2 separate regions of the Mus musculus genome follow, and region 1 is linked to region 2. The links are chromatin loops, found by intact Hi-C in ENCODE. Cell type or tissue: gastrocnemius. All regions are shown on one strand. Each heading gives the region's core, and the rest is flanking DNA. Links, peaks and the distances in the headings are about the cores only.

Region 1 (15,665 bases), core at 4,438-12,437, 56 kb before region 2:
ATTGGGCCCTAGTTTGTCAGGACACCATAAAATGAAACCAAAGAGAAACTTATTGATTAGTCAGGACCAAAAAAAAAAAAAAAAGTTGCCAGAGACTTGGGGTTTCTCATCTTCAAATTGCGTGTTTCTAGGCTAATGCCAATGACCAAAATGTTGGAGTCACAGGGTGCACAAATAATGAGGACAGGACTACCGGAGTCAGAAATAAACTAAAAGCACCTTTATTCACAGAGGGAAACACTTCTAGCCAGGTAGGGTCCTGGCCAGACTCGGGAGCTGATCATAGCTCCAAGGGGAAGAAGCTTGCTCCTTTTAAAGCATAAAACCCTAAGCAGATGTTCAGGGGATGGTAAAGAAGTCGGCTAATTGGGGTTCAGTCCTTGAGTAATGTCTGTCCCAGCAGGCCAGGTGTTTTTGCTGTAACTGAAAAGAATGTTGGCATGCAGTAAAAGGGGGGTGGTGGACCAGTGTTTGGAGTTACTCTGTCCTCCGGGCTCTTCAGCAACGACGGCCTTGTTCTGAGGCCAAAATCTGAGGCTTCTAAGTGAGTAGCAGATAGGACATTTTCGGTTTACATCCTCCTGTCTCCTTTCTGGAAAGCCAAGCTGATTTGTTGGCTGAAATGGCCCTCCAGAATCAACGTGGCTTGAATCTATTGTTTTTAAGATAAGGAGGGCTCTGGACAGCCCTGGGGGAGGAATGTTTTTATACTCAGGGGTTGTTAGGGACTCTCTCTCCAAAGTTGAAGAGAATCTCTTACAGAGGAAATGGAATAGGGTGACTGATCAAAACTGGTGTATGTTTCTTTTCAACTGGTTCCCATGGCTGCCCACTCTCGTCATTGGCCTGATGGAGTCTGTAGTTCTGTTTCTCCTGGTTACACTTTGAGCCCCTTGCATGATCAACTCCATGTTTGTTCAAGACAGAATCAATGCTATCAAACTTCCAGTTTTGAGGGCATAATACAAGGAATGGACAGGAGGTGTAACATCAAAGAAACATAAAGACGGGAGAATGTAAGCACACAGTTCTGAGTCCAGCTATCTCAGGGTCTGCTTCTTCCCAGGGTCAAACTAAGCTCCCATTCCCAGGCCCAGGAATCAATTCTTATCCTGTTTTTCTTTGTTCATCTGTTAACCAGTAAATTATAAAAGAGCATAAAGAAAGAAGTTGCCTGTTATCTAAAGTCAGGCACCCACGTCCTACGTGTATGTGACTAGTTGCCTGTCCCGACCTAACTGACTATGGGCCGATTGCCCATTCCTTTGTTCTCTTATCTTTTTGAGTTTTGGACCACATGTCCAGGATGAGGCCCGACTCCCAAAGCTCTTAGTCAAGGACCTTGAAGCCAGGCGGCCCAGATAAGGCCTAATCACCAGTGTTTACTCCCCTCCTATGACTTGCCAGCCCAGAGTCCGGGCAAAACCACAATGAAAACTCCCTTGCTCAACCCCCATATCAAAAATATGATATAGACAATACTATAGCCTACCTGCCCCCCTCAGATCCCGAGCTAGCCTCCTCCCCGAGCACTCAGAGAATAAAGCTTCTACTTTTAAGTTCTTGTCTTTGAAGTGAGTTTTCTCAGCTTTTCCCCAAACCCAACAACAACAGAAATTGGGTGTGCGTCTAATTCTTAAACTCCTGTCATGGTGAGAAGGGAGACAAACAGGTGGCTGGAAGCACTGGGGCCAGCTAGCCTGGGCTGTACTGGGGCCAGCTAGCCTGGGCTACACAGTGCAGCACAGAACTGAGAGGCCCCAGTGCTTTAACAAGATGGAAGGTGAGCACCCATTCTGAAAAGCTGTCTTCTGCCTTCCACATGTGTGCCATAGTGTGTGACACACACACACACACACACACACACACACACACACACACACACACACGAAGTCTTAAAAGAAGATCGGCTGAGTCTGGGGCTGCACGTTGGTAGAGTTCTTGTCTGGCATGCACAATGCCTTGGCTTCCATCCCCAGCATTCTGTAAACCAGACTCAGTAGCCCATGCTGATTCGCCCAGCACGTGGGAGGCAAAGGGCTTTACTTTGCAGTCTAAGCTGATCTCGAACTTGCGATGATCCTTCTGCCTGGGCCTGTGGCATGCAGGGACTGTAGGTATAAGCCACCATGCCTTGCTCCCTGCTGTCATTACACTGATGACACTGAAAGCAGGCCTTTGGTGCTTAGATGGCTTAGCAAGAGGATGTGGTGTCCAGAGAACAGGCCAAGGGCCACTCAGCTCTGCAGGTAGGGCTGGGATTGGGTCTGGAACACTATTTGGGGCTGGTTTGCACCTTACCTGACCTGGTCCCATCCAGAGTAGACACCAAGAACTTGTGGGGCTCATTTTGGAACGGAGAGTGTGTGTATCTGGCTGCTTGCTACATAGGATGTAGTTGAGTGTAGCCTCCAGGCTGGGTTGGTACCCCCTCCCCACGATACACCCACCCCCAATGCTGTATGTGCTATGGCTTTCCTCTCAGGGATCACTTTGGATCCAGAATCTGTCCCCGACCTCTGCCAGGGTCAGATGAGACATGTGAGGCCCCTTTCTCTACCCATAGACTATCAGGAGAGCCCAGGCAGTCCCCACCCTTTTGTAGGAAACATTGTCAATGACCCCATTATTCAAATGTGGTTAGCCTAGCCCAGCCTGCCTACTGGAATAGAGTGTCTGTGTGTATGTTCACACATTCACGTGTGTGAGAGTGTGTGTGTGTGTGTGTGTGTGTGTGTTGTGATGGAGGGTGAACCAGATTGTGCCTACAGTCTTCTGGCTGCCCAGAGCTGGATTGGATAAGGGGAACAGCTGGATTGCTGATCAGTGAGCTACTGGACCCCTACTTCTTCATTGTTCTTAGAGTCTCCCTTAATGTTAAGCGCCCCCTAGTGAAGTGACCTAGAAATCAGGCTTTAGTCCTGAGGCTTGTGACCTTGACCTCTGACACACACCCACCACCATCCCCCAGATTAAAGCCTGTTGTATGGGGTTTGGTGAACCCAAGGGTCTTCCGATTCTGTCCTCTTTCCCCAGAGGCCTGTGTCCCTTCCATTTGCTGATCTGGTCTCAGTAGAGCACAAAGCCAGCACCCAAACTGGGGGCCTCTGAAGCTTCAGTACTGCACATCTGGGAGACGCCCCAGTGCTTCCCCTGGACAATGGCATGGTGCATCAGGGCAGTCACTGGGACGGGAGGAGAGTAAGACAGGGTGGGACACTGTCTGCCCCCCTCCCTGCCCCTCATCACAGACACATAGACCAGAGATGGTGTTCAGCCTTGTATTAAGAGACTGTCCCTCAGGCAGCTTCCCTTCCCTCAATGCATTCTGGGGGTGCTGAGACAACTCCACAAGCCTAAGAGCAGACTGTCATCCTCTGAAGGGACATGGTGAATGGGTGTGTACCTTTGTGGGGATGCTGGGAATTAGTGTCCGACACCAGAACACGGGTGCTTCCTTCCTCAGGCCAGCCCGGGAATGGGAGGGCATGGCTGAGTGCTATCTTCAGTGGCTTTACCTTGGTGCTTGCTGGCCCCACCCTCGGCTCACCTCCCCACTGTGGTCCCTCCTTGTAGGGTCAGAGATCCCTTCTAGTTAGTGCCTGGGCCCATTGTAGAGCACCTGCCTCACCCTGTGGGTCTTACGGTTCAGTTCCGGCCCTGGGAGCTGGGACCCTAATTCGTCACGGGGAGGGTAGAGTGTATGTGTTGGGGAGGTAGGTGACTGGGATGGGGTCTAGGCACTGGGGCAGCTAAGAACAGCTTAGTCGTCCTTGTCCTTGGCGCCGTGTTTGAGGATGCGAGTGAACTCCACGTAGTTGAAGTTGCCCTTCTTATCAATGGGTGCCTCGCGGTACATCTCGTCCACCTCCTCATCCGTGAATCGGTCGCCCATGGTGGTGAGCAGCTCCCTCAGGTGGTCCTCGTGGATGAAGCCTGAGGCACGGCACGACTGGGTTAATGACTGCAGGCTCTGGCCACGCCCACCCACCCTCCCAGCCCTTGGAAACCTCACAGTGGGCGGGGCTAGAAGATCCTCAGGGCTCCCGAGGGAAGAGTTTACAGAAGTTTACAGAGCGTCTGTGGAGACTGTGACACTATGAGGGGGGAAATTATCTGTGACAGAAGCTGGGGTAGAAATGGCAAGATGTGGTTTGATCTCTGGAAGGTTTAAGCAGTGTGTCCTGGGCACTGGGAAGTTGGGGACAGTGATGTCTGGCCCAGCCCCTTTCCTTATAGCCCAGTTCCCCCTACCTAGCCCAGGTCTCCCGTGTACACTGACCTGAGGCCTCCTCATCAAAGCAGGCAAAGGCATTGCGGATCACATCCTCGGGGTCTGTGCCGTTCAGCTTCTCCCCAAACATTGTGAGGAACATGGTGAAGTTGATGGGCCCTGGCGCCTCGTTCATCATGCCCTCCAGATACTCGTCTGTGGGGTTCTTCCCTGTGGTGGGTGGACATTGCGGTTGCTGTCCCCAACTTGGGTGACTCCTTCCCAGTGACGTTTGTAGACTGGGAAGCAGGTGCCAGGCAGCCAATTTCCTGCTTTCTGGGCATCCAGCTCCTATCCCCGCCTGCTTTTGAGGTATGAGGGCATGCCACAAGTTCCTGGCTCCTCCACCATTATGGTGTAAGATCAGCTGCCCCATGTGCCGGGTCACCTGGCGTACCCCCTACCTCCCTTGTGCCAACAGCAGCCTTATTCTTTTCTCACAGGCCAGGAACTGCCGCACAGAGAGGTAGGGCAGCTTATCCAAGGTCACACAGCAAGGGAGGAGCAGGGGTCAGTAGCTAAACTTAGGTAGTCTAACTTAGGGTACCAGATTCCAGAAACGTTTCAGAAGTGCCTACATCAGTGAGCTTTGGTGACATAGAGGCTTGGATTTAAGTCCTGGTCCTGTGGCTCAGCTTCCCATGTTTTTAGAGGAACAGTTACCGTGACAGTAAGCCACTGTTCTAATGGTCTCACTGCAGTCATTGGCACAGCCCTGGGATGCTGCAGTCTGCTAGGTTCAGATCCCATCTATGCTCAGGGCTGCTGTGCCTCCTCGGGCAGATTGTTTGTTCTTTCTGAGTCTTTGCCTGCCACCCCCAAGAGGGGGCTGCATGGAGAATTAGGGTGATGGCTGTAGAGATTACTACTATCTTATCTTATCTTATCTTACTATCTATCTATTTCTTCTATCATGCAGTACATCATGACCACAGTTTCCTCTCCCCCCCACTCCTCCCAGTTCCCTCCTCCAACCTCCCCTCTATGAACCCACCATACACAGGCAAGTGTTTTTCTGGCTACCTAGTTAGACTCAGCCAGTCTAAATACAAGGTGTGGCCTGACCAACGGGGGGGTGGGGGGGAGCTTATGACTGTGTGTCTTTTGAGCCTCAGACCCCTTGCTTTGTTTTTATAAGATGCCCAGAGGAGTTCTTAGCCCATGAGGACCAGCCCTTTGTCCCCTGACACAGTCTTTCTCTTCCGGGATGCTGAGAGGGTCCAGATTGGAGTGCTGGGCTTTCTTCTGGGGAGAGAGAGGCCCCAAGAAAGCCTGGCCAGTAGCTGGAGGGATAGCACCCCCTTTTCTAATCTGTGCTGCTGGCCTCCCACCAGACCTGTGGTCACAGGCAGTCCAGTAGGCATGGAACGATGCCAGGGACTGACAGGGATGGCCAAGCCCAATGGTGTGGCAGCAGTACTAGACTGATCTTATCTGTCATCCCGCCCTGATCCTCTGGCCTCAGGGAAGGCTATGCCAGGAACTGCTGCTGAGGGTGGCTGGCTCTGGCCGGCACATGGGGAGAGGTGCACTCTGGAGGCCTCAGAGTACCCGTCTGAACATTGGCAACTTGGACTTGATCCGTAAGACCCTAACCTTGGAGGTGTCATTGGGGGTATAGAGGAGTGAGTGCTCTGGCCTCCCTTCTAAGCCTCAGTTTTCCCATCCGTACAAACTCAAAATGCTGGCACATTTCTTTAAGATTTACCACACAATCCAATGCACAGATCTGACTTTCCCCGGGAAGTCAGGCTGTCTAGGTTCAAATCCTGAGCTGGTCCTTCTCCTTGCCTCAGTCTTCCTCTCTGTTAAGTGGGCAGACCCGGAGCAGTATAACCTGCCGTGGAGCACTAAGACTCTCATTTCACAGGAAGTGCCCTGTCAGTGCTGAGCACTTCCCTCCCTGAGCACCCGTCCCACTCACCCAGAGAGGCCAGCATGTCGTGCAGGTCCTCCTTATCAATGAAGCCATCTCGGTTCTGATCAATCATGTTGAAGGCCTCCTTAAACTCCTGGATCTGGGACTGGTCAAACATGGCGAAGACATTGGACGTAGCCCTCTGGGGCCTCTTCTTGGTGGTCTTGGCCTTGGCTCTCTTGCTCGACATCTTGCCTTTGGGTGTTGGGGGTTTCCCTACAGGGAGGGGCGGGGGATGATGATGGACAGGGATCATCCCTGCCTTCCCCTGAGGTCTAAAGTTAGGTCTCAGCTTGCTCTTCAGGGCATCCCACAGGTTTGGGCCCCCAGCCACCCAGTTCTTTCTGAGCACAGCCTGTGGGCTGTGATCCTGAGTGCTTCATCTATCTGTCTTCCTCTGGGAAGGGGGGCAACAGAGTAGCCTGCCACAGGAATCAGTTAATTTAGTATCTAGAGAGGCCCTGGAGTGGTGCTGAGCCTAGAAACAATTCATTTTGCTTTGAGTGGGTAAAATAGGATTGGCTTGGTGCCAACCATTAAAGTGCTTTGTCTACTTTATTTCTTCATAGCAATGTGCCCATCTCAATGGCGGGAAGATAGGGCTCTCCTAGGAGGGGTCGGACCCCCCAGCTCTGTACTCTGATAATACCCTCCCCCATCCCTCCCCATCCCTCTCACTCTATGCCCCTGCACCCCTCCCCCATCCCTCTCACTCTATGTCCCTGCACCCCTCCCCCATCCCTCCCCATCCCTCTCACTCCATGCCCCTTCACCCCTCCCCCATCCCTCCCCATCCCTCTCACTCCATGCCCCTTCACCCCTCCCCCATCCCTCCCCACCCCTCTCACTCCATGCCCCTGCACCCCCTATCTCCCCCATCTTCTGCACAGTCTGTGGAACACAGCTGCTCTCCTCAGGGAGCCTGACTGGTCCCTTGTGGTTTCATCCTGTGCCCTCTGTCACTTCCTGTACATCGAAGCTCCCTCAAGTTGAAACTACAGTCCATTTAGACCTGGTGTTTTGGCTTCGGCCGGTCTCTCCCATCCCATTCAAACTCAGACCTTCAGTCGCCTCCTTAAAACCCCTCTCCACATCCCGAGAGTAAACCTCGATGCCCCAGCCTGGCATGAAAGGACCCAGTGTGCTCTCCCAGCTCCTGACTGATCCACTTTGTCTCCTCCTTGACCTCTAGCATTCCACAGCTGTTCCAGGACTTCCTTCCAGCCCCCCCCTTCTGTAGCTGTCCTCAGGCTGAGCTCTAGAGTCCCAGGGGTGCTGTTCTCCACCCTTATCTTGATAACAAACACTTGCGGACTCCCTCATCCTTCACCACTAGGGCAGCCCACAGCAGCAGGCTAGTAGAGGATTCTTCAGTGAAAGGTTTATGAGCTCCACTGTACAGATGGGAAAACTGAGGCCAGGGAAAGAATTCAACCTGATCCCATCATAACTTGTGGGGAAATACATCTCAAAACTTCTGTCTGCTTCCCCTCAGCTAGTCCAGGCCCCAGCACGTCTTCTTCTCTGCCCTGTGCTCTGTAGACCTTGGCCCAGGGCCTATGTCCTTCCTCCTCTATCCCTGCCTCTAATACCCTCTGGGCTGGGGTCATGGTCAGCTCCAGCAAGTCCCAGGGCCACATCTACCTGCAGTCTTGAGACTCTAGCTGTATAAAACCCAGTGAGCCCCACAGCATGCACCAGGCTTTGGGGTTCCTTTGTGTAGTGCTGGGTGGGAATTGGTAAGAACCGGGGGCAGAAATGTTGTCCCTGGAAGCTGTCCCCCATCTCCTGTGGCCCAGGCTGAGATGGCCATCAGCTAGCTTTCTTCCTTTTCCTTTCTTTCTTTCTTTCTTTCTTTCTTTCTTTCTTTCTTTCTTTCTTTCTTTCTTTTCTTTCTTCCTTCCTTCCTTCCTTCCTTCCTTCCTTCCTTCCTTCCTTTCTTTCTTTCTTTCTTTCTTTCTTTCTTTCTTTCCTGTCTGTCTGTCTGTCTGTCTGTTTTGTTTTGTTTTTCTTGTTTTTTCGAGACAGGGTTTCTCTGTATAGCCCTGGCTGTCCTGGAGCTCACTTTGTAGACCAGGCTGGCCTCGAACTCAGAAATCCACCTGCCTCTGCCTCCTGAGTGCTGGGATTAAAGGCGTGCGCCACCATACCCGGCTCTGTTTTGGTTTTTTGAGTCAGGGTTTCTCTGTGTAGCCCTGGTTGTCCTGGAACTCACTCTGTAGACCAGGCTAGCCTCGAACTCAGAAATCCACCTGCCTCTGCCTCCCAAGTGCTGGGATTAAAGGCGTGCACCATCACTGCCCGGTTTGGCCATCAGCTTTCTTAGCCCATCCTGTCTGCAGACCTCTAGGGCAGGCCCAGCTAGGCTCCCCTAGTGTATCCCTGCCCTCTCTACATCCCTGAGAGGCATCCCCCCCACACACACACACACAAAGGGAAGTGAATACCTGTGAGAGGGTTGGGAGCCAGGACACCACGCTAGGCTGGGGCCAGTGGGTGGCAGGTTTGGCTCTTGAAGGGCCAGGCACTTTCTAGACTTGGTTGAGTGACTTAAATTAGGAATAAGCTGTGTCCTTAACTCTGAAGCCATATGCTCCCCTCTCTGGGGTCCTAGACACCAAGGATCAGACAGCTGGAACTTGGCGCGGTCATGGCTAGACCATCCCTCCCTCCTCATTACTAGTCTCCATAGCTGGCTGTGCCAGATACCCTGCTTTCCAACCGGCTCATCAAGCAACCAGGGCGGCTGGAGGGTTGTGAAGAAGCCAAGACCCCCTCATCCCACCGTTCTCTAGTGCACACAGCACTGGAGATAAGGAAGGCATGAGGTGGTTACCATCCCTCCTGGGGTAGGGTTTGCAAAACTGGGTGTGAGCGCTGTGCTTCCGTAGGGCTCAATTTCCTCTGCCACACACAGTTTCTTGGGTCAGGGATGCCCTCAACCCCCTCACTGGCATCTCTACAGGCAGGTAGCCTGGAGTTTCCAGGCTTGGTGTGTTAGGCTCTTTAGCAAAAGGACACTCTGGATCCTTGTTTCCTTGCCCAAAGACCAGTTTTCCGGGGCGCAGAACCACCAGTTGCTCAGTCCCAGGCCAGGGTCCCCTTTAGGACCCAAGCAAGGCAGTAGCCCCAGCCCACACCACTAAGCATGCCACAGCCCTCAGAAGGCCGGGTGAGGTTCAGCCTGACCACCTACTGTAGCTGCCCGGGTGCTGAGTGGGCTCCCACCTGCTGCAGAGAAGAAAAGTCCTCGGCGCTGTTGCGGTGCTTCGAGAGTTGGCTGGCAGCAGCTCCGACCGATGCTCGATGCTCGGAGCTCTGGGGGCGGAGCCGGGGCTGGAGGGTCCGCAGGCCGCCCGGCCTTACAAGGCAGAAGAATGCGCGGGGGTGGGGTGGGGGCGGGGCTGAGGCAGCCAGCCCGGCCTTATTAGGCCTCTGCTTGCAGGCTGAGAAGCTGGGGTGCCCCTGGAATAGCCCCCCTCGACGCAGCCTTTCTCTGGGTCGGCCCAGGCTGGGGCATGGAAGCAGATTGAGGTGTCAAGACTGGCAAGAAGGGCGGAGCCTTCAGCGTTTCCCAGCTCTCCGACCCCCTCTTGTCCCAGAGGCCCCTGCTGTGTCTGGTGGAAGGCTGGCTTTCACCCGGCCAAGTATGGTCCTTTTTTTTCAGGGAGACTCAATCCTCACAACAGCGGCCATCACTCTTTCCCTAGGGCTTTCTGGCATTCAGTTACTTTGTAAATAGCTGCCTGGCTCCGCAATGGGGCAGGCAACTGATCCATCTGCCTAGGGAGCCCTGGGAGCCTGAAACCGCCTACATCCCGGGACAGTTCTGAGCTCGGCTGAAAAGGAGTTAAGGGTGATGCTGGGAAATGGAGCCAGATTGAGAGGAGATGGAGCCAGATGCGGTGGTTCATGCCAGTAATCTCGGCATTTGAGAAGCTGAGGCAGCAGGATTGCCAACATCGAGTATAGTGTAGGTTCCAGGTCAGTCTGAGCTATGGAGCAAGGTTGTCTAAATAAATAGAAGGTAACAGTTTTTATCTGTCCTGGCAACATTAGAGGTAACAGTTGAAACACTTCCGGAACTAGAATTTGGGGAGTAGTTTAGCTTAGCGTAGAGGTCAGAAGTCACAAAGGAAAAGTAATGGATGTCAGTGCAGGAGATTTAGAGAGCGTATGGCACGCTCAAGGACAGGAGAGCAGACAGTAAGTGGGGGAGATGCTGGTTGGGCTTATGGGGCAGTGGGAAACTGGGCGACAAGGGGAGGGGTTCTGGAAACACTTCAGTGCTTCAGCCAATAGGACTTGAAAACGGACCAGACTGGAATGAGAAGAAAGTTGGCTCCAAGAATTCAATTCTTTTAAAAATTCTATTTATTCGTGATGAGAGTTGGTGTGGAAGTCAGTGGACTGTTGCAGGCCTGCCTGGCCACATACGAACAGCAAGTGCCATTACCAAGGAGCCTCTCTCACGCCCCAGCTCAGGATTTCAGTGGGGCAGCTGGAGAGAGTGCTGCCATTTTCTTAGTTGGGCAGCGTGGGCGTAGGCGGAGCAGATTTGGGAGAGATCCATTTTGTCTTGGATTTATTCATTTTTGGAAACTTTCTTTTGAGATAATTTCAAGCATACTAAGGTTCTAAGACTCGTATAGAAAACTGACTTCCTTGAGAGTCTCCAGTTGACCTTTGGCTCCTCACTCTTCCCTGTGGGAATATGCACATTGCCCAACACTTGATAGTGAATAAGATTTTAGTATATCCTAAAAGGAGGACTCTTTTACATATTGATAGTATATTATCAAAATCATAAGATTTAACATTGATTTAGGCTTTTAATTTATGACCTATATTCCAATTGTGCCAGATGTCTCAGTAATATCCTGTATGGAAATTTGTTCTGGTCCAGGTTGTGTGTGATGGGTGAGGTGCAGGTGCCATGGGCATCATTCTATGGAGCTTGAAGATGATGTCATGTAGCTGGAGGGTGATGTCATGGAGCTGGAGAATGTTGCCATGGAGCTGGAAGATGTTGTCATGGAGCTGGTTGTGGTGGATTGAATATGCTTGCTCAGGGAGTAGCACTATTAGGAGGTGTGGTCTTGTTGGAGTAGGTGTGGCCTTGTTAGAGGAAGTGTGTCACTGTGGGGGTGGGTTTTGAGACCCTCATCCTAGCTGCCTGGAAGCCAGTCTTCTGTCTGCCTTTGGATGAAGTTGTAGAACTCTCAATTCTTCCAGCACCATGGCTGCTTCCTGTCATGATGATAAAGGACTGAACCTCAGAACCAGTAAGCCAGGGCCAATGAAATGTTATCCTTTAGCAGAGCAGTAGTGGCACACGCCTTTAATCCCAGCACTCGGGAGGCAGAGGCAGGTAAATTTCTTTTTTTTTCTTTCTTTATTTTTATTTTTATTTTTATTTTTGCAGGTGGATTTCTGAGTTCGAGGCCAGCCTGGTCTACAAAGTGAGTTCCAGGACAGCCGGGGCTACACAGAGAAACCCTATCTTGAAAAACAAAAAAACAAAACAAAAAAATAAATGTTATCCTTTTTAACAGTTGCTGGTCATAGTGTCTTTTTACAGAAATGGAAACTCAAAGACACTGGTCCTCTCTATCTTTATAAGAGCTCTGCTGATAGAACTTGTCACCAGGCCTTTGGCATAAACCCCATTACCCACTGACTCGTCTCACCAGTTGTATAACTTTCCAAGTTTTTTGTTTTAAGTTTATTTACTTTTGCGTGTGTGTATATGTGTGTGTAATGCATATTATAATGATACACACATATACACATATATACATATATTTTTTGAGATGGTCTCATGTAACACAGGCTAATCTCAGACACTGTGCCCTGAGGATGCCCTTGGACTTTTGATCTTGCACTTCTGCATCCCAAGTGCTAAGAATCAACCTATGGCCTCCTACTTGCTAGGCAAACACTCTTACCCAGTGAGCTGCATCTTTAACTTCTTTTACAGATAGATAGACAGACAGACAGACAGACAGACAGACAGACTTGGAATTGGTCCCAGGGACCTACAAAGGTCCTTAAAGCAAGTGTTGAGCTGAATATGATGGCATATGTTTTCTAATCCCAGCACTTGGGAGGTAGAGGGAGGAATTCAAGGCCAGCCTGGTCTACATAGTGACCTCTAGGCTAGCAAGGCCTCCAGAATGAGGTCCTGTCTGACAAAAAGACAAGGGCTGTCCCATGGAATACCCGTATGTCCATTTCCTTACCCTTTAAGGCTGAATATGCCATATTTGCTTACCCACCTCTGGATGGACGTTTAGGTAGTCTTCCTGTTTTGGTTACTGTGCTCAAGCTGGGGGCATAGCTCAGTGATAAAGCGCCTACCTACTTAGCGTGCATGAGGCCTCGCATTGCAAAAGGAAAAGGAAATGAATGAAAGATGCTGCCTTTAAATTTTGTTTAAATTTATTTTACGTGCATGGGTATTTCATCTGCATGTCTGTGTATGGACTGCCTGGTGCCAGAGAGGCTAGTGAATCCACCAGGACTGGAGTTCCAGATGGTTGTGAGCTGTCCTGTGCGTGCCCTGTGGGATTGCAAGGTCTCAGGCAGCTAAAGGTGGACTTGACTTTGATATGAGGCTGAGGATACTCTCTAATTTCTAACCATACTACCTCTGTGTTTGAGTGCTAGGACGACAGGCACGTGCCACCAGTCCTGGTTTCATGATGTGTTTGGGACTGAACCCAGAGCCTTGGGCATGCTAGGCAGGTGCTGTGCCAACCGAACTTCATCTCCCAATGCTGCTTTTTGTTGATTTATTTGCTTATTTGTTTGTTTTTGAGAGAGGGCTTCAACTATGTAGTCCACAGCTGGCCTCAAACTTACAGAGATCTGCCTGCCTCTGCCTCTCGAGTGCTGGGCGAGACATGCTTCACCACACCTGGCTAGTTGCTTTGCTTTAGATACAGGGTCTCCTATGTAGCTGGAGCTGGCTTTGAACTTACAAGCTTTCTGAGTACTTAAGTGACAGGCATGGACCACTATGCCTGGCAATAATGCTACTTAAAACATGGCTGCTCAAATAATCTCAAGTCCCACTTTCAGTTAGTTTGAGTACATGCCCGGAAGTGGAATTGCTGGGTCATAGTGTAAGTTTTTTAATTAAATAGTTTTTCCTTTTACTGAAAATGGACTTTTTGCCCTTGTATAATAATATATCCTGAGTATGGTTTCTCCTCCCTCTACCCGCCCCAATTCCTCCTCCTCCTCCTCTTCCCTCCCATGTGGGTCCCTTCCCTTTCTGTTTCTCCTTAGAAAACAAACAGGCATGGACATGAGGGAGAGGAGAGGAGGGGGAGGGGCTGGGAGGAGAGCAGCGGTGGGGTGGGGCGGGGGAACGATGCTCTGGATATAATATGTGAGAGAAGAATAAATAAAAAATTACCCTTTCTTAGAAATGGGTACAAAACACCCATAGAAGGAGTTACAGAGACAAAATTTGGAGCTGTGACGAAAGGATGGACCATCTAGTGACTGCCATATGCAGGGATCCATCCCATAATCAGCTTCCAAATGCTGACACCATTGCATACACTAGCAAGATTTCGCTGAAAGGACCCAGTTATAGCTCTCTCTTGTGAGACTATGCCGGGGCCTAGCAAACACAGAAGTGGATGATCACAGTCAGCTATTGGATGTGTCACACGGCCCCTAATGGAGGAGCTAGAGAAATTACCCAAGGAGTTATAGAGAACTGCAACCCTATAGGTGGAACAACAATATGAACTAACCAGTACCCGGGAGCTCTTGTCTTTAGCTGCATATGTATCAAAAGATGGCCTAGTCGGCCATCACTGCAAAGAGAGGCCCATTGGACTTGCAAACTTTATATGCCCCAGTACAGGGGAACGCCAGGGCCAAAAAGGGGGAGTGGGTGGGTAGGGGATTGGGGGGGTGGGTGGATATGGGGGACCTTTGGGATAGCATTGAAAATGTAAATGAGGAAAATACCTTAAAAAAAATAACAAGTACTCTTCTGAGTGATAATAAAATATAACAAAAGAAAACATAATAATAATAATAATAATACCGAACACCCTGGAGTTGGACAAGACATACAGAAGGAACAGGGCCCAAGAGAAGGCCCAAGAGTCAGAGATCCGCTCATTCCTGCACTCAGGAATTCCATGAAACCTCTCGACTGGAAGCTAGATAGCCGGCAGAGGACCTGGTGCAGACCTGTGCTTGCTGCCTCCCTCTGAGTTCATATGAGCTTTGAGCATGCTGATCTGCAGGGCCTTGTGTCCTCCACACCCTCTGGCCTTTCTGCTCTTGAAGTCTCTTTTCCACAGGGTTCCCAGGGCCCTGAGGGGAGGGATTTGAGGGAGACCTCCTGTTTGGGGCTGAGTGTTTCAAGGCGTGTTCCACTCTGCCTAATGCCTGGCTGTGGGTCTCTGTGTCTGTTCCCATGTGCTGCAGGAGGAAGCTTCCCGGATGCTGGCTGACCAAGGCACCGGTGGATCCATGAGTATAGCAGAATCACCAGGAGTCATTTTCTTGCTACATGGTTTTTGGGTTTTTGTTTTTGTTTTTGTTTTTGTTTTTTTGTCTTAGTGTTTTTTGTTGTTATTGTTTCCCAGAACAGTGGTAGTTGGTGTCTCTCTAGATCCCTTGCCTATCTAGTCTCATGTTTTGGGCCACCGAAGCAGTGAGAGCTATAGGTTCCATCTAAATGGATTGGGCCTTAAGTCAAGTCAGATATTGGTTGGTGTACTGGCTAGTTTTGTGTCAACTTGACACAGGCTGGAGTTATCACAGAGAAAGGAGCTTCAGTTGGGGAAATGCCTCCACGAGATCCAACTGTAAGGCATTTTCTCAATTAGTGATCAAGGGGGAAAGGCCCCTTGTGGGTGGGACCATCTCTGGGCTGGTAGAATTGGGTTCTATAAGAGAGCAGGCTGAGCAAGCCAGGGGAAGCAAGCCAGTAAAGAACATCTCTCCATGGCCTCTGCATCCGCTCCTGCTTCCTGACCTGCTTGAGTTCCAGTCCTGACTTCCTTGGTGATGAACAGCAGTATGGAAGTGTAAGCTGAATAAACCCTTTCCTCCCCAACGCTTCGTGGTCATGATGTTTGTGCAGGAATAGAAACCCTGACTAAGACAGTTGGTTACTCTCATCGACTTTGCCCTAGCGTATCTTGCAGGCAGGAAACCATTGTAGTTCACAAGATTTGAGCTTGGCTTGGTGTTTACGTTTCTCCTTTGGCAGCGCGCCAAATACCTTCCTGTACCAAAGACCCTGGGACGTAGGGGTCGAAGGCTTCAGTTTGACTTCTCCTTGTTCAGTGCGCTGTATAGGTGTTGTATTCAGCAATGGAGGCTCTGTCGGCGTGTGGAGAACAACCTATAGTTTTGGCAACAGCCTGATTGGGTTAGGGACTCCCATGAGACCCCTTTGGCCAACAAATCAATTAGATGTACCTGATCCCAGAACTG
Region 2 (15,665 bases), core at 3,589-11,588:
GTCTACTGGGGTAGCATAGGGTCATGTAAGGGTCTAATGGGGTAACAGTAGATAAGAGTTTTGCAAAGCAGAACAGGCTAGACAAATGTTAAAGATCCAGAAGCAATGTGTATCACAGAAAGTGGAATGAGCACACATGAGCTCTGAAAGTTTTTGTGACAGCACCTGACAAATGGCAATCTAGTAAACTATGACACCTCAAAGGGTCAGCACAGTCTAAGTGATGTTTCTCAGGCTGTCTCTATCTCAGAGAACTGTGAAAAACCTCTTTAAACAACCTCTGTTAAGATTCTGGGAACGGGGCCTAGCAAACACAGAAGTGGATGCTCACAGTCACCTATTGGATGGATTACAGGGCCCCCAATGGAGGAACTAGAGAAAGTACCCAAGGAGCTAAAGGGAACTGCAACCCTATAGGTGGAACAACAATATGAACTAACCAGTATCCCGGAGCTCTTGTCTCTAGCTGCATATGTATCAAAAGATGGCCTAGTCGGCCATCACTGGAAAGAGAGGCCCATTGGACTTGCAAACTTTATATACCCCAGTACAGGGGAACGCCAGGGTCAAAAAGGGGGAGTGGGTGGGTAGGGGGGTCGGGGGGTGGGTATGGGGGACTTTTGGGATAGCATTGGAAATGCTATCTGGCGGTTCTGTGTGAGTACCTTATGACTACTCTCTTCCTAGCTTCGGAGTGGCTGACTCCTCTGGCTAGGATTTCCAAGGGGCTCAGACATGGAACACACATGTAGCAGAGCTCTGGAGGCTTCTAAATGGTATAAGGATACTCTCTGACTTTAAGGAGATCTAAGCCAGTACCCAACCCTGACATTAAGGAATGGCAGAAAGCAGTTATATGGCAATTCTTTTCTTTTGTTAAATAAAAGGTTTCGCTCTGGCTGACCTGGAAGTTTCTCTGCAAAGCAAGCTGGTCTTTCACAAAACTGAGCTCTGTGACTACTGTGCCCCTTGTTCAAGGGGCAAGAAGCTCAGATCCTTTGGCCCCTTAAGGCACAGATTTCCTTTCTAAGCAGCAGGGCTGAACTGTGGGAAGAGCCAAAGCTTGAAGTCTGCCAAGCTTGAGTTGGAGCCACACTTCCCTTATCTGTAGGACGGGGTTTGATAAGTCCACCTGCCTCTGGCTTGCTGCACAGATTTCATGAGGCTGTCTTTGGAGGTGCTGGCTCAGAGCCTGCCTGAAGCAGGTGCACAAGGAGCATGCTCAGAGCAGCATTTCCTTCTCTAAATCCCAAGCACAGGAACTGAAGTCTCTGCTCAGCTCTCCTCCGGAGCACAGCCTCTGTTATCCTATCCACGGGCCCCACCTAACCTCTCCCAAGGGCCTCTTCCTGGGTACAGCAGAGCCTCCTCCCTGCCGTCATTTTTACCCATTCCTAGTTGATTCCTAGCCCGAATCAACATCTTGAAAGGATCCCCCAGTTGTGTTATCCCAGTCTCCTGGCTCTGTACCACCCAGGACTCCTCGAGGCAGCTGTACTCACTGATGTTCAATGCTACCTACAACTGCCTGGTCCCTCTCAGACTTTCCAGTCAGAGCCCTGAGGCGTCAGCAGATCCAGCAAGCACACTCAGCTTTCCAAATTAACTTCCAACCCCACCCCTCTGCCTTGAGCAAGTCATTCTCTAGAATGCCAGCCCCACCCTCTGCCCCCTCAAAGAGCTCTCGTTGCTCTGGCTTGCACTCACTTCTTCCTCCTCAGACAATGCCTCTCCTCAGCGGCACTTAATTACAGACTGTCACACAGTCGCTCATAATTGTAGGCCTTGTCTCTCATCAGAACCCAAGCTCCCAGGAGCAGAGGACTTGTCTGTCTCTTCTTCCCCTTTCACGCCACGGGAGCCAGCCCAGGCTGAGAGGGCAGGCCCCTGGAAAAGAAGGGTTTCCCAACACCCAAGTCAGCTCCCAGCTCATCCCAGTCAAACCACTTGGGAGCACTTTGCTCATCCTCAAACGAGGCAAGCCATCGAAGGGGTGAAAGAGGTCTGGGGGAGATTAAGCCATGGCTCTGTCAGCCTTGTTCTGGGATCCTAGTCTTTCTTACTCCCCAAGCTTGCTTCTTTACTAAGTTACAACAAACAGCTGTCTTTTAGCTCTAGATTCAGTTTTATTGCCTTTAAAGCAGCCTTGGCTTCCAGAGATGGATGGGGAGGAAAGCAGTGACTTTTGGCCCAGGTCGAGTGAGGGAAGACAGCCTCAGCCAGCACTGGGAGACCTGGGGGCAGCAATGGGAACCTGACTGGCCTTCACACTGCACACCTCTCTCTCATCAAGTTGCTGCTGACTGGAGTCCACTGTTGCTCAGGCGTTCCACCCCACAGCCATTAGCCTAGCCTGGCCTGCCCTGATAGTGCCTGCTGCTAAGGAGGGCTCAGCTGGGAAAGGTGACATGCTGCTACAAATAACCAGGCTTGCCCAAAACAAGGCTGACAGTAGTATATCACTTCTCAAGGGAGCGCCCAACATAGGCAGGCATTTCCATCCTACTCTGGCAGGAAGAAAACCAAAGCACAGAAAACGGTCCAGGATCAGACAATAGGAATAAGTAGTCTATCACTAAGTGTGGGCTTTTCTCAGAGTGCTGCCAACAGGCTTTCAGCTTCAGACTCCTTGACAGGTCTCACTCCTGCCCCAGACCTGACAAAAGAGGATCTTTGGGGACTGAACTCAGGAAACTGAATCTGTAAATATGAAGAATCAATATGAGGAAGCACAGAAGGTGAAGTGACCAGCTAGTCACACTTTAGGCAAGTTTATGAACCTAGAGCTGAGCTTACAGATGGGGCCAGCACTTCATGGACAGTGGCATTTGCCAGTGTAGACAACCTCAGGGAGTAGCGGTTTGTACCACAGAGGGGACAGCAAGACACATGTATCGGCTTAACTAGGCAGGAGCTTCTCGTGTGGAGCTCTGGGGAGTGGCGATTCAGAGACACCACTGCAACCTTCTGCCAAGAGCCAGGAGACAGTTTCCCAAGTCCACCGGAGCTTCTGGGAGGAAAACATTTGGGCATGTGGCATCTCCATCAGGCAGTGGCCCTCAGGGAGTGTCTGGTTGCTACTCTGGATGAAAAGCCAGGGAAGGTGATGACTCAAGTTCCCGCCCCACCTCAAGCCTTTAAATGTGAGATGAGCTCAGAGGCTGGGGAAATGTCAAACAAACCCAACCAGAACAGGTGCCAGAACAGGCACTGAGTGACAGGCTACCAGGCAGAAGCCGCAACCTTTGAAGTAATGCTGTGGGCAAAGGAAGCAGAGGCCTGAGGATGCCCAGACACTGCCATGCTGCCAGACCCAGAGTAGGTGCATGTCCCTCTGCAGGCCCCTGCATCTTACAGTTAACTGAAATCGGAAGAACCTCAATGGCTTCTGACTGTTGTGAGGTGCAATGGTCAGGAAAATGATGGTGAATTACTTGATGCCCCCAAAGGCCCTGGAGACACCACTTCTATTACTACTGCTTACATACAGTTGGGGTACATTCCTACATCTCATTACTTGAACCCCAACCACAAGGGTGAGGGAAGAGGCTGGCGCTGTCTTGTTCCCACAAAGAAAAATCTGACCAGATATTATGAGGAGGGAAAAGCTCACATTTATTAAGGGCCTACTGTGTACAGGTTTTTATTTATATGTACATAATCTTATTTAATTGTCTCCACAATCCTATGGTATAAATGATTTTTCAGAGTCCAGATGAGGAAAGCACAGGCATTGAATGACAAGACTGATCAGAACCAAGTATGAATAGCTTTAAAACCCACAATATTCTGCACCTGTATACAAGCCTGATCATGTCTGGTATGCTGACTCAGCTCAAATACTGTCTCTTCCTGGAAGCCTTCCCAGCCCACACAGGCCCTCTCCCATAAAAGCCCCCAGCTGTCCTGAGTATACAGCTGACAGCACTCAGCACATTACTGCTCCTTACTCTGATCAGGCATACTTTTAAATGGTAGGGCACAGGAATGCACAGGTGGCCCGAGAATCTCAAATGTCAGCTACAAAGACCCAAGACATAGATATATTCAACACCCCCATTCTTCAGAGGGAAAAGCAGAGCTCCACCAGGAGACCAGCTGTCTGAAGTCACATGGCAGTTGAGCACCAGAACTGGGGACAAAACCTTGGCATTTTGCCTTGCAACTTAAAAAATAAAAAGACTATTTTTTTTTTTTAAAGAATCAGTCCTAGGATAAGACTTTTTATTCCAATTTAAGTTAGAAAGATGACAATAAAGGGACAGTCACTGCCTGAGATATAGGGACTAGAGTCCTGACTCCTCCACTTCTGGGTCAGGTAACAAGCCCTTTTACCTTCCCAATGCAGTCTCCATGGATTGTGCCTATCACAAGGCACACACAGAGACTGATTTTACACACCAGGGGCAGGTAGTACCAGCAAGGCAGTGACTTAAGACATGGCCATGAGACAGGCCCTCCTGGCTCTTCTTTTTTTTTTTTTTCTTTTATATATATAAAAAAAGATTTATTTATTTTATGTATATGAGTACACTGTAGCTGTACTGATGGTTGTGAGCCTTAACGTGGTTGCTGGGAACAAGGCTCTTCTTTTTTTCTTTTATACATAAAAAAAGATTTATTTAATGTATATGAGTACACTGTAGCTGTACTGATGGTTGTGAGCCTTAATGTGGTTGCTGGGAACAAAGGTTGCCCACTCCGGTCGGTCCCACTCACTCTGGCCTAAAGATTTATTCATTATTAAATCTAAGTACACTGTAGCTGTCTTCAGACACACCAGAAGAGGGCGTCAGATCTCATTAAGGATGGTTGTGAGCCACCATGTGGTTTCTGGGATTTGAACTCAGGACCTTCAGAAGAGCAGTCAGTGCTCTTAACGGCTGAGCCATTTCTCCAGCCCCCTCCTGGCTTTTCTTGACTTTCACCTTAACTGTAAGATGCAGGGACTATGATATCTAGTCTCACTCCCTGTTCCAAAGTTCTAGAACATCCTAGAGCCCTTGATAGCAGACCCCAGCTCTCAGCAGAACCTTTCAACTAGGACCTTTGTGCTCCACGCAGAGAAAAGCAGCCGTGGCTCACCACATGCTGGCTGACTTTGTTTTCAGGCACCACTAGCAGGGTCCAACCTTAAATAATAAATGGCACACAGAAAATTCAAACGTTCCCCAGCACAAGCACCTCTCTGGGCATACCAACTTATTTTCACACACCGAGGAGAAGCAAGATGGCACTGGGGATTCTGGAGAGGTGGGCACACTTCTTAACCAGATGGGAGTGGACGAGTCCTGGGCACCTGCTCTGTACCCTCTCAGGGAAGCTTTCTCTCTGGGACTCTCAAAAGGCAGGTTGACAGTTTACAAAGCATATGCCTCACTTGATCTTCATGACACCCCTTGGTACCACTACCCCCATTCACCATCCCTTTTACAGATGGAACACCTGAGACTTAAGTGCAAGGGTCACAGGCAAAGTCAAACTTTTTAGAGCTGGTCTAATCAAGATTTCAGAGTCTAAGACAGCCAGATACAATAATCAAGAGTATCATTGTAAGGGCGATTCCTCTCCGATTCATCCTGGTCTCAGTAAGACCAAGTTTTACAGACCTCTGTTCACCTGCCCACTCAGGGTAGCTTGAAAAGTTCTGACCACAACCATATAGCCCAGCTGTCTAAGAAGCCACACCCCCTGCAAAATTTCATTACTCAAGTTGGCAAGAACGCAGCCCCCACCCCCAGCTGGGTCTAAATAAACGCCCAAGTGATATCACATCCTGCTGTCGGCTCCAAAATAGCCCAGGCCTGCCCACAAGCGATCACAAAGTGCCAGGCCATGCAGGGCCAAACCAGCAGGGATACCCAGCCCAGGGCGCACTCCACACACTTAAGCAACTCAAGCAGAAGCCTCAGGGCAGGAAGGCCCTTTCCCCCCAACCCCCTCGCCAGACAGCCTGGCCCCACCATCCTTGTTCCCCTGGTCCAGAGGCCCCACAGCCTCATTACCCCAGCGCCAGCCCCTGCCCCAGCGCCAACCCCATGGAGCCTCTGCCGCGGCCAGCCTGCGGGATGACTCCGCCCGGCCCGACCCGGACACCCCACCACTCACATTGCTTCAAGAGCTCCAGACACAAAGCCATGAGGGCCGGATGGGGGTCAGAGACCCAGAGACCCGGCAGAGACAGAAAAGGGAGAGGGAGTGACAAGGAGCAGAGAAAAGGGGCGACAGGGGATCGGGCAGAGAAGCAAAGGAGCAAGAGCCCCGGGCAGAGAAGGCTGAGGCAGGCGTTAGAGACAGCAATGAGACCACCGACACAGACGCGTGAAAGAAGCAGGGAGAGCAAGGGGGGTGGGGGGGACCGGGTCCAGAGAAGTGGGACGCTCGGAGAACAAGGAGAGACAGTGACAGCGACAGCGGACAAATCCAGGAAAGGCAGAGGTTCTTAAGTTAGGGAGCTGGGGAGACACTGGGGGTTCAAGGAGACCACTAAGGGATGTAAAAGGTTCTGATAGCTATGGGAGGCTCCGGAGAAGTGGGAAACCCTCCGGGAAATGCGGACTAGGTGGAGATAACCCCCAGGAAATCAGGGGCACATGCATCAAGAAGGACCCTCAAGATGTGTGGTAAGCTCAGGAAAGGCCTGGGGGAGTGGAGTGTGTTCTGAAGGAGAGGCCCCAAAAGATCTAGGGAGTCCAGAAGAATGGGGGTGCCAGAACCCGTGGCTGTAAGAGAGGAGAGGAGCGCTGGGAGAGGGGACCCGAGATCCTGGAGCGAGGGAGGGGCCGAGAGCGCGAGAGCAGAGACAAAGAGACAGCGAGCTAGGGAGAGACAAAGCGGGCTCAGCGGAGACACGGGCCCGAGGGCCAGTGGCCCGACAGAAGGACGGAAGCGCGGGCGAGCGGGCGGACGGACAGACGGACAGACGGGAAGACGGGGCAGGGCAGGGCCGGGCGGAGGCGGCGCCCGTCTCCTCGCGGGGCCGCGGCTGCTCCGGGTGGCGCTGGGCGGGCCCCGGGCGTCCGGGCTGAGGAGGCGGCGGCGGCGGCGGCGACGACGTGGGTCGGACAGACGGACGGAGTGACGGATGGACTGGCGGCAGCTGCGGCCAGCGGCGGGCACTCACCCTCCTCCCTCACGCGGCCCGGCCCGAGGCTCCGGTTTTGTACGCCCGAGAGGCGGGGCCTCCGGGTTAAAGCCCCGCGCCGGCCCCGCCCCTCGCGTCAGCCGCGCGCGCGTCGCCCGGGATTCCGGGGCCGCCAGGGGGCGCGCGCAAGCGGGACACAGCGCAAGCGCGCACGCGTACCGCGCGGCCCACGCCCTGGCCGGCCGGTCTTGAAAGGGAGTGCGCGCCCGCGCCAACTCGCGCATGCCCGAGTGAGGGGCTCCGCCCTCTCGAACCGCCCCGCCAAACCGGTTCCAGCTGGAACGCAATGCGTGGTCTGTACGGGAGTTGGAGTGGCCGTCCGTCCCTGCGGGCTCACCCTGGTGGCGACGCCTCGCTGTAGGTAGGGAAACTGAGGCTGAGGAGAGAGCCCACCGTGGGCTTTCTGTCCCGCACGCGGGTCCTAGCTACTCAGCCGCGCAGTTTCTAGTTGCCTCTTTGCCTCATCCCTTGCTGTGCTCCCAAGGGTCCTAAGGACGGGTTCAGTATCCCACTTGTGTGACCTTAGGTTAGATGCTTAACCTTTCTGTGCCTCTGTAAAATGTGACAACCGAGTGAGCCCCCTCCCCGCCCACAGACTGACAGTCCATTTACAGAAGGTTCTGCCAAGCACAGATCTTTGCTGCCTGGCAAGCCCGCTGGTTGCCTGCTTTCTGTACTGGGATCTGACAGAGGACTGTGGGAAATGAAGAAGGTAACACTGTTTCCAGTCTACCTTTTGCATTAAGACACAATAATGGCAAAAGCAACAAACTTACTTGATGCCAGCACTGTGCTAAGCACTCTAAAAGCAGGAGTTGGCTACACCATGCTATTCAGTTTCATTTGCTTTAGGTGAAAATACAAAGTAAATTCTTGAATGGCTATGACACCTCATGTGTTGCTGTGTCCTTTCGATTCAGTAACACTTCTTGCATAACCTTGGGCAAGTCCCCCTTTCTCTTTGGGATTCCCCAGTGCTGAGTATCCCCTGGAGAGAAACCAGGCAGAGACAGAATTTTCACCAGCAAGTCTTTGACCCTTTGATCCAGCTCACTCTCTTGAACAGAAGAACTAACTCACTGGCAGCTTCAATTTGGACTTCACCAAGTCTGAGACCTTGGTCCTAGAGGAATGTCAGCACCCTTCTCTGTTGGTCACCCCCCTCCCAGCCCCCCGCCTCAGGTCCTGTAAGGTGTGTATGGGGACGATTTTGTGACTGACTGAGTCCTTGCCCAAGTCAGGCTAGCATAGAGGAGCAGTTGGCTGACCCAGGCCTGAGGTGTAACACTGGCACATAGGCCTCAGACCCTCCTGCATGAGCCTGGGCTTCTAGGAGAGGGTAAAGGGTCCTTTCCAGATAGACTGGCAGCTGGTTTCCCCTTTGGGTCACCATTTTGGTAAATCCCTTGAAAACTTGAAGCCGGGCGTGGTGGTGCACGCCTTTAATCCCAGCACTTGGGAGGCAGAGGTAGGCGGATTTCTGAGTTCGAGGCCAGCCTGGTCTACAGAGTGAGTGCCAGGACAGCCAGGACTATACAGAGAAACCCTGTCTCGAAAAACCAAAAAAAAAAAAAAAAAAAGAAAGAAAGAAAGAAGGAAAGAAAGAAAAGAAAATTTGAACAGTGAAAAGCTGTGCATTCCTGCTTTTGTGTGTCAACTTGACACAAGCTAGAGTCATCAGAGAGGAAGGAGCCTCAGGTGAGGAAATGCCTCCATGAGATCCAGCTATAAGGCATTTCCCCAATTAGTGATCAGTCGGGGAGGGCCCAGTTCATGGTGGTCCTGGGTTCTATAAGAAAGCAGGCTGAGCAAACCAGGGGAAGCCAGCCAGTAAGCAGCAAGGTCCATGGCCTCTGCACCAGCTCCTGCCTCCGGGTTCCAGCCCTGCTCGAGTTCCTGTCCTGACTTCCTCCAATGATGGTCTGTGATCTGGAAGCCAAATAAACCCTTTCCTCCCACACTTGCTTTTTGGTCATGGTGTTGTCGTCACAGCAACAGAAACCCTCACTAGGACAATCTGGGACGGGGACATGGCGGAATGTAAGGAGGAAGCCTGCCTTGTGCCCAGTGCTCTGAGCAGAGGTGCCTGTTTCAGCAGTAGGAAATGCTGGCAGTTGTCCAAGAAAGGCCTCCTGAATCCTACTCCCTCTGACCCTATGGCCCGGAGAGGACCAGTGTCCCCTGCCTGACCAGTATGACAGCCTCTAATCATCTTGTTCCCACTGCCAGATGATTCTCTGTTCTTTGTCAAGTCCTTGTGTGGCTTCCTTCCTAACCCCACAGGACAATGAAGAACCCAAGGCTCTGAGAAACATCTCCTTGACCTATTTTCTGAATAACCTTGACTGTGACACTTCCTCTAGGCTGTAGTGGCTTTGTGAACCATCCCACCCGCTGCTGTGATTGTGTGTGTGTGTGTGTGTGTGTGTGTGTGTGTGTGTGTGTGTGACTAGGTTAAGTCAGGAATGGCAGGTATGTGTAATTCTGGCCATAGCAGACATCACTAATTGGCAGTGATGCACTTACTCTACTTTAACTTAGATTAAATCTCAAACCTTAGCTTCAGGGGTAAGAAATGACACTCAAATTACAGGATGTTTGCCCCGACACTCTGGGGATTGGATGGGCTGAGCTGACAGGAATCTGCAGTGTGATAACCAGAGATTAGGGTGGACCAGGTTTGGGAGACCAGAACAAGGGATTTTGTCAGACTCCCTTCCTGTGTGTGTGCGTGCAGGGAAAGGAATGAAAGAAACCAGATGAGTTCTAAGGGATGAGAAAAAGGACAAAAAGAGGGGGAAAGCAGCCTGTGACTTGGATGGTCACAGATAAAGACCATTGGTCACAACCAAGATCTAGATAACCAATATGAGGCCCAGGGAGGGACACGTACCTCTTCAGTGCCACAACAGCACTGAAGAAAGTACCCTGGGCCTCTGAGCAGGAGCTGGAATGTTTTCTGGACTGGAACTTGTCCAACTCAGCCTGGAGCTTCCAATATGGGTGGAGAATGACCCTAAGTGTATGTATCTGTGTGTGTGTGTGTGTGTGTGTGTACACGCGCACACACAAGCTCTTGTGTGACCATATCACAATTGAAGATATAGAGAATGTAATTGGTAGGACCAGGGTGCCACACAGTAGTTCCCCCCACCCCCACGCCACTTGCTGAGGTCCCTGTGTGATATCTCAGCTTCTGAATCTGTGTGGTGTGATTCAGAGGGAGTGGGAGAGACACAGAAGGGAGGAGGGGAAAGCCCAAAACTGGGGAAAGGAAGAGAGACAGAGGGCTTTGGGAGAAACAGAAGGCGATGATTGGAGTGGGGGAGCTGAGGGAAGAGACGGCAGGGAGCCTTGTCACTGTTTTTGCTTCCTCTCAGGAGCATAAAGAAAGGAGAGGCAGGATGAGAGGCAGACCAAAGGGTCATATCCCGGCCCTCGTGCCCCCTCCCAGGTGTCCTCTGGCTGGGGAGGGGCGTGTACAAGTGGCAGCTGAGCCACCGCTGACCCGCCTGCCAGTCACCTGCCAGAGCTATTTCTGGAATGTGGAAACTGGGTCAGAAAGGAGGAGGGAGGAAGGCAGTGCTCACAACGGAGCTGGGAAGCTTCGAGTAGTGGGTGGGCAGCTACATGCCCCGCCCCCGCCGTGTCAGAGCAGTTGGTTCTGCTAGGTGCCCACTGCCTTAGGAGCTCCCCTGCACCCCCATCTTCACACCTGCCTGCATCTGGTCTGTGAGCACATGCGCTCCTTGGAGAAACAAAGAGCTCCATGCCTCTCTGCAACTCGGGTTCTGAGTAGGGAGACTGGCTGTGTTGGTGTGTGCCTGCGTAGAGGTGGGTGATTATAAGCAGAACTTCCATGTATGGTTGTACAAGTTTTACACAGATTAAGGATGCGCTCGTATGTGGAGTGCTATTCACAATATAGACATGATGAAATTATGTAATTGCTATGACTCCCCCGCCACCCCCCCCACCCCCCCACCCCACCCCCGGCAGATAGAAAGCAAAGGACCTTATTCTAATAGAAACTGTATCCTGGTGACTTTTCAGCAGATGGTGGCAGAGTGTCATAAGGGGCAGTGTCCTTTTCTTAACTCGGCACAAAAGTACTACATGGACCAGCTGCAGCTCTGGCCAGAAGCCTGGCGATCTGGTGGCTCCGGCTCTCCTAGGTGGCAGGTGAGTGTGCCTGCTGAGCCTGAGAGGAGCAGATATGTGGGGTCACTGTGGGGACCTGCGCTGTTTCTAAGGCATGCTTTCTTCACAGGTGTCTGGGTGTGAGCTTTGATGGAGACACACAGGCATGTGCTTGGTGTGCAGGGGCGTGTTGAGTTAGGTATGCACATGTATATAGGAGAGTATCAGTGTACATCTGTCTTCACATCTTTGGGAGTGTGACACACTTACCCGTGTGTGCACATACACATGTGGATGGGTGTGTCTAAGTTGGGTATCATTTTCGGTCTGTACCTTACTTTTGAGAAACTCACCAATTTGGCTTGGCTGGCCGACTGGTTATGGATCCACTGTTTTTGCCCCCTCAGAGATAGGATTACAGCCTGTGATGGTTTAAATGAGAATGGTCCCCGGAGGCTTATATATTTGTATATTTAGTCCCTAGCTATTGGGCTTTTGAGAAGGATTAGAAGAATTAGGAGGCGTGGCCTTAATAAGGAGGAAGTGTGTCATTGGGGTGGACTTTGAGGTTTCAAAAGTGCATGCCAGACCCAGTGTCTGTCTCCCTGTCTCTGTCTCTATGTCTATCTCTGTCTCTCTTTGTCTCTGTCTCTCCTCCCCCCCCCCCGCCCACTTCCTTAGGATCAAGATGTAAAACTCTCAACTACTTCTGCCACACCATGCCTACCTGCCTGCTGCCACGCTCCCCACCATGATGATCTTGGACTAAGCCTCTGAAACTAAGCCAGCCTCCAGTTCCATGCTTTCCTTTATAAGAGTCACCTTGAGCCAGGTGGGGCCAGTGCTGCACGCCTTTATTCCTAGCACTCAGAGGCAAAGGCAGGTGGACCTCTGTGAGTTTTGAGGCCAAGATGGTTTATAGAGCTAGTTTCAGGACAACCAGGACTACACAAAGAAACCCTGTCTCACCCTCCACCCCCATCAAATAGAGTCAAGTTAGTCATGGTGTCTCTTCATAGCAATAGAACACCAAGAAGGTATATTAATTAGCACACCTGGACCCCTCCCCCTCAACCTCATGATACTAAACCAATGGAGCCATCCTTCCAAAGCCGTTTTCACACTATAGACAGGTCTTTCCGTCTGACTGTGCACGAGCGACTAGGCAGGTATGAGATGCTGTTGCTCAATACGTTCCTGACTGCATTTGTTTGTGCAAAAGCCCCCAAACAGTCTCATGGAAGCCCTATATCCTTACATTTAGTAGCAAATGCTGGTTCATCCAGAATGTGCAGTGTGTGTGTGTGCGTGTTCTGTAATTGCCTAAATTATTACTTTATTGAAGCAAAGTGGGAATTTCTTTCTTTAAAAATGAAGGGGCTGGTATGGGCTCGTCACATAAAAGAGCTTGCCATTGCAAGTCTGGTGGCCTGAGTTGGATCCCTGGAACCCACATGAAGGTGGAGGGAAGGGCTGGAGAGATGGCTCAGCACCCGAGAGGCAGAGGTAGGCAGAGCTCTGTGAGTTCCAGGCGAGTTTAGGCTACATAGTGGTACCCTCTGGGAAAGGAAAAAAAAGTGGGAGCAACCTCCATGCACGGGCCAGTGTTTGCATGTTCATAAACACACACATGCACATACATGCACATAGTAAAGAGAGGTATGTAATGCAAATTGAAGCAGAAATAGATTATAGGTAGATGATCAGTCGATAGATACTGAGGTTGAGATCGAATCAGTGACCTCAGCTCTCAGTTCTTTGTATTCATGCCCCTTGCTATGTCTCACTAAATCTCTGTGGCATCAGCTTTGGACTAGTGACTTGCTTTATCAACTGTTATTATTATTTTTGTTTTGTTTTGTTTGTTATTTTTGCAGATGGGAAACCAAGAGACTTGAGACAAAATGAGGTTGTCCTCCCATCCTTCTGCCACCTCCATGGGGAAAACATGGCCTGGCTGGGACACTGGCTCCTGAACAGCTTTTGGGCCCAGGGTATAGGACACAGTGGGCAAAGGCGGCTGATCGGCAAGCTCATACCTAAGTGTTTGCTGTTGTCCCCCACTGAGATGGTACACAATGTAGAGTGTGACTGCGTAACGACCAAGAGATATCACGTTGGCCCCAGGACCAAGCAGGGAGAGAAAGGATGAGCAAACTCTTAGAGGAGGATTGGAAAAGGAGCCTGGATTCTGCGTGGGTCAGGACTCCCAAGGAAATCCACCTAGAGTGACTTCCCGTGTGCAGATAGACTTGGGCAAGGCCTGCCTCCTTTGGATAAGAGCTTAAAGAGAAAATGCAAAAGAAACAGCCAACCTGTCAGGGACACTCAGGGGAAATAGGAAGGGCCCAGAAATGGCTGAGTTGGAAAATAAATCTGTCAGTTTTAGTCTCGAGCCAGTAGATCATTTTCAAATGAAGATATAGTCTAAGATAAAGATCAAAACAAAGTCGTTGCCTGTTAAATACCACACAGACTGGGGCTTAGGCCTTTAATCTCAGCACTTGGGAGGCAGAAGCAGGCTTATCTCTGTGAGTTTAAGGCCAACCTGCTCTGCATAGGGTCGCAGGCTAGCCAGGGCTACATAGGGAGATCCTATCTGACGGACAGACGGAAGGGAGGGAGGGAGGGAGGGAGGGAGGAAGGAAGGAAGGAAGGAAGGAAGGAAGGAAGGAAGGAAGGAAGGAAGGAAGGAAGGAAGAGGGGGTGGGTGGAGAGATGGCTCAGTGGTTAAGAGCTCTGACTGCTCTTCCAGAGGTCTTGAGTTGAATTCCCAGCACCCACATGATGGCTCACAACCATCTGAAATGGGATCTGATACTCTCTTCTAGTGTCTGAAGACAGCTATGATGTACTCTTATACATAAAATAAGAGATTTATATCTTTTTTTTTTTAAAGGAAGAAAGGAAAGAAGAAAGACAAAAGAAAAACAAAAGCATTTGCTATTCTTGCAGAGGGTGGGGTTTGGCTCACAACTGCCTGTAAGTCCAGTTCTAGGGGATCCACCCCCCTCTCCTGTCACTGTGGTCACCTGCATATGGGTAGTGCATATACAGAAAAGCAGGTACACACGCATACACATAAACAAAAACGACTCAGGTGGTCCAAGGAGCAGTCGGAAAGCTCAATGGTGTGCTCCCGCAGCAGCCCAGCATGCCCAGTATAGGAACAGTGAAGTAAAGGGGGTGGGACTCAAAGTGACTGTGCATGTGACCTTGGCACAAAGAACTACATGAAATTAAATTGAATAATGAAATAAAACGTGTTTGAGCTAGGTCAGTCAGCTTCTGCTAAAGAAGATGAATCTAGCGTTCCTAGGAAGGAAGCAGGCAAGGTCCGAGGTTCGTTTCTCAGGAAATCTCGAGGACTTGTCTCCTATCTCACAGCCGCTTAGGGGGATCTTGGGTAGCTTAGCATTCCCTGTGAGCGAGGCATGAATACATGTGTGGGATGCAGCAGGTTGAATGATTACCACCGATCTCCAGCCGTCTTGTGTACACGCCTTGTGCCACAGGGATACAGTCTCCCCTGCAAGAGTGGGAGAGCCCTCGTCCTTGACTGCGAGCTCAGTCATCCGACTTGCCTTCCCCAGTGGGACATTTGCTTATGTGGGGCCATGACTGTGCTTGTCCTGTTAGTTAGGCCCGCTCTCTTGCCTTCTGCCATCCTCATGAGGGGAAACTTATCCTGGTTAGACTATTTATCTCCGGAGGACCTCTGGTCCCAGGAGAAGCATGAGGCTGACAAACTTGGGGATGTCCATTGCTGTGCTAGGTTTGCAGTGCAGTGTTATTGAAGCAAGAGCTACGGCACGGAGGGACCGCCTGGTCCTGGGTTCTGAGATGAGCAGCTGTGGGTCTATGCACTCATGAGTAATGGGGTTGAAGAAGTCGAGGGTTCATTTGCAGGGAATTTCTGTGGATGTCACGTGGCCTTCTAAGCCCATCTCAATAGCACAGGGGAGGCAGAGGCAGACAAATCTCAGTTTGACGCCAGCCTGGTCTACAGAGCAAGTTCCAGGACAGCCAGAACTACATAGAGAAACCCTGTCTCAGAAAACAACCCCCACCCCCTGCCACCCAAAAGAGACCTCCTCAGGGGCGTGAGAATATGGAGAAGGCGATTGTTACCCGAGATGCCCATTGGTGTGACAGAGCTCTGGGACAGCCTGACAGAGCTCTCTGGATTTGGAAGCCACCAAATGGTAGTCTCCACCCCAGCCTGGAGACTTCTAAATAGAGTAGCTGGTTAGCCTACATGACCACAGGCCTAGAAGGAAGGCACTAGCCAAGCAGAACGGCCTCCAAGAGGCAACTGTGTTGCTTTACAATCAGGTTAAAAAGGCCCACAGGGTAGGGGTGGGGCTGCACATGCTACCCA

Evidence for each region. A loop is a pair of places that touch in the nucleus more often than their neighbours do. Peaks named below come from ENCODE experiments on the same cell type or tissue, not always from the same donor. Only the 100,000 strongest peaks of a DNase experiment are listed, where the experiment ranks them.
Region 1: a loop joins it to region 2, with 2.3 times the contacts of the local background. A loop is called at or near these places in 7 of 42 quality-filtered maps.

Annotation. Positions count from the first base shown.
Region 1 is chr2:156,769,261-156,784,925 of GRCm38, reverse strand. Myl9 (myosin, light polypeptide 9, regulatory) reads right to left here and starts at 9,462. Exons shown (of 4, transcript NM_172118.1): 1 at 9,420-9,462; 2 at 6,198-6,407; 3 at 4,283-4,444; 4 at 3,269-3,936. The coding sequence starts at 6,381. The coding sequence ends at 3,764. In gastrocnemius, for the core only: a CTCF peak has its summit at 7,524; DNase peaks (open chromatin) are centred at 7,102, 8,932, 9,534, 9,774 and 1 more place; H3K4me3 peaks cover 5,062 bases; H3K27ac peaks cover 4,757 bases.
Region 2 is chr2:156,712,546-156,728,210 of GRCm38, reverse strand. All of the region lies in intron 7 of Dlgap4 (DLG associated protein 4), which reads right to left. It overlaps 4930405A21Rik (RIKEN cDNA 4930405A21 gene), which reads left to right and starts at 7,302. Exons shown (of 4, transcript NR_040505.1): 1 at 7,302-7,505; 2 at 11,198-11,326; 3 at 11,966-12,116; 4 at 13,162-13,672. In gastrocnemius, for the core only: CTCF peaks have their summits at 4,848 and 7,268 (motif pointing right); DNase peaks (open chromatin) are centred at 7,307, 7,722, 9,215, 10,699 and 2 more places; H3K4me3 peaks cover 4,464 bases; H3K27ac peaks cover 6,267 bases.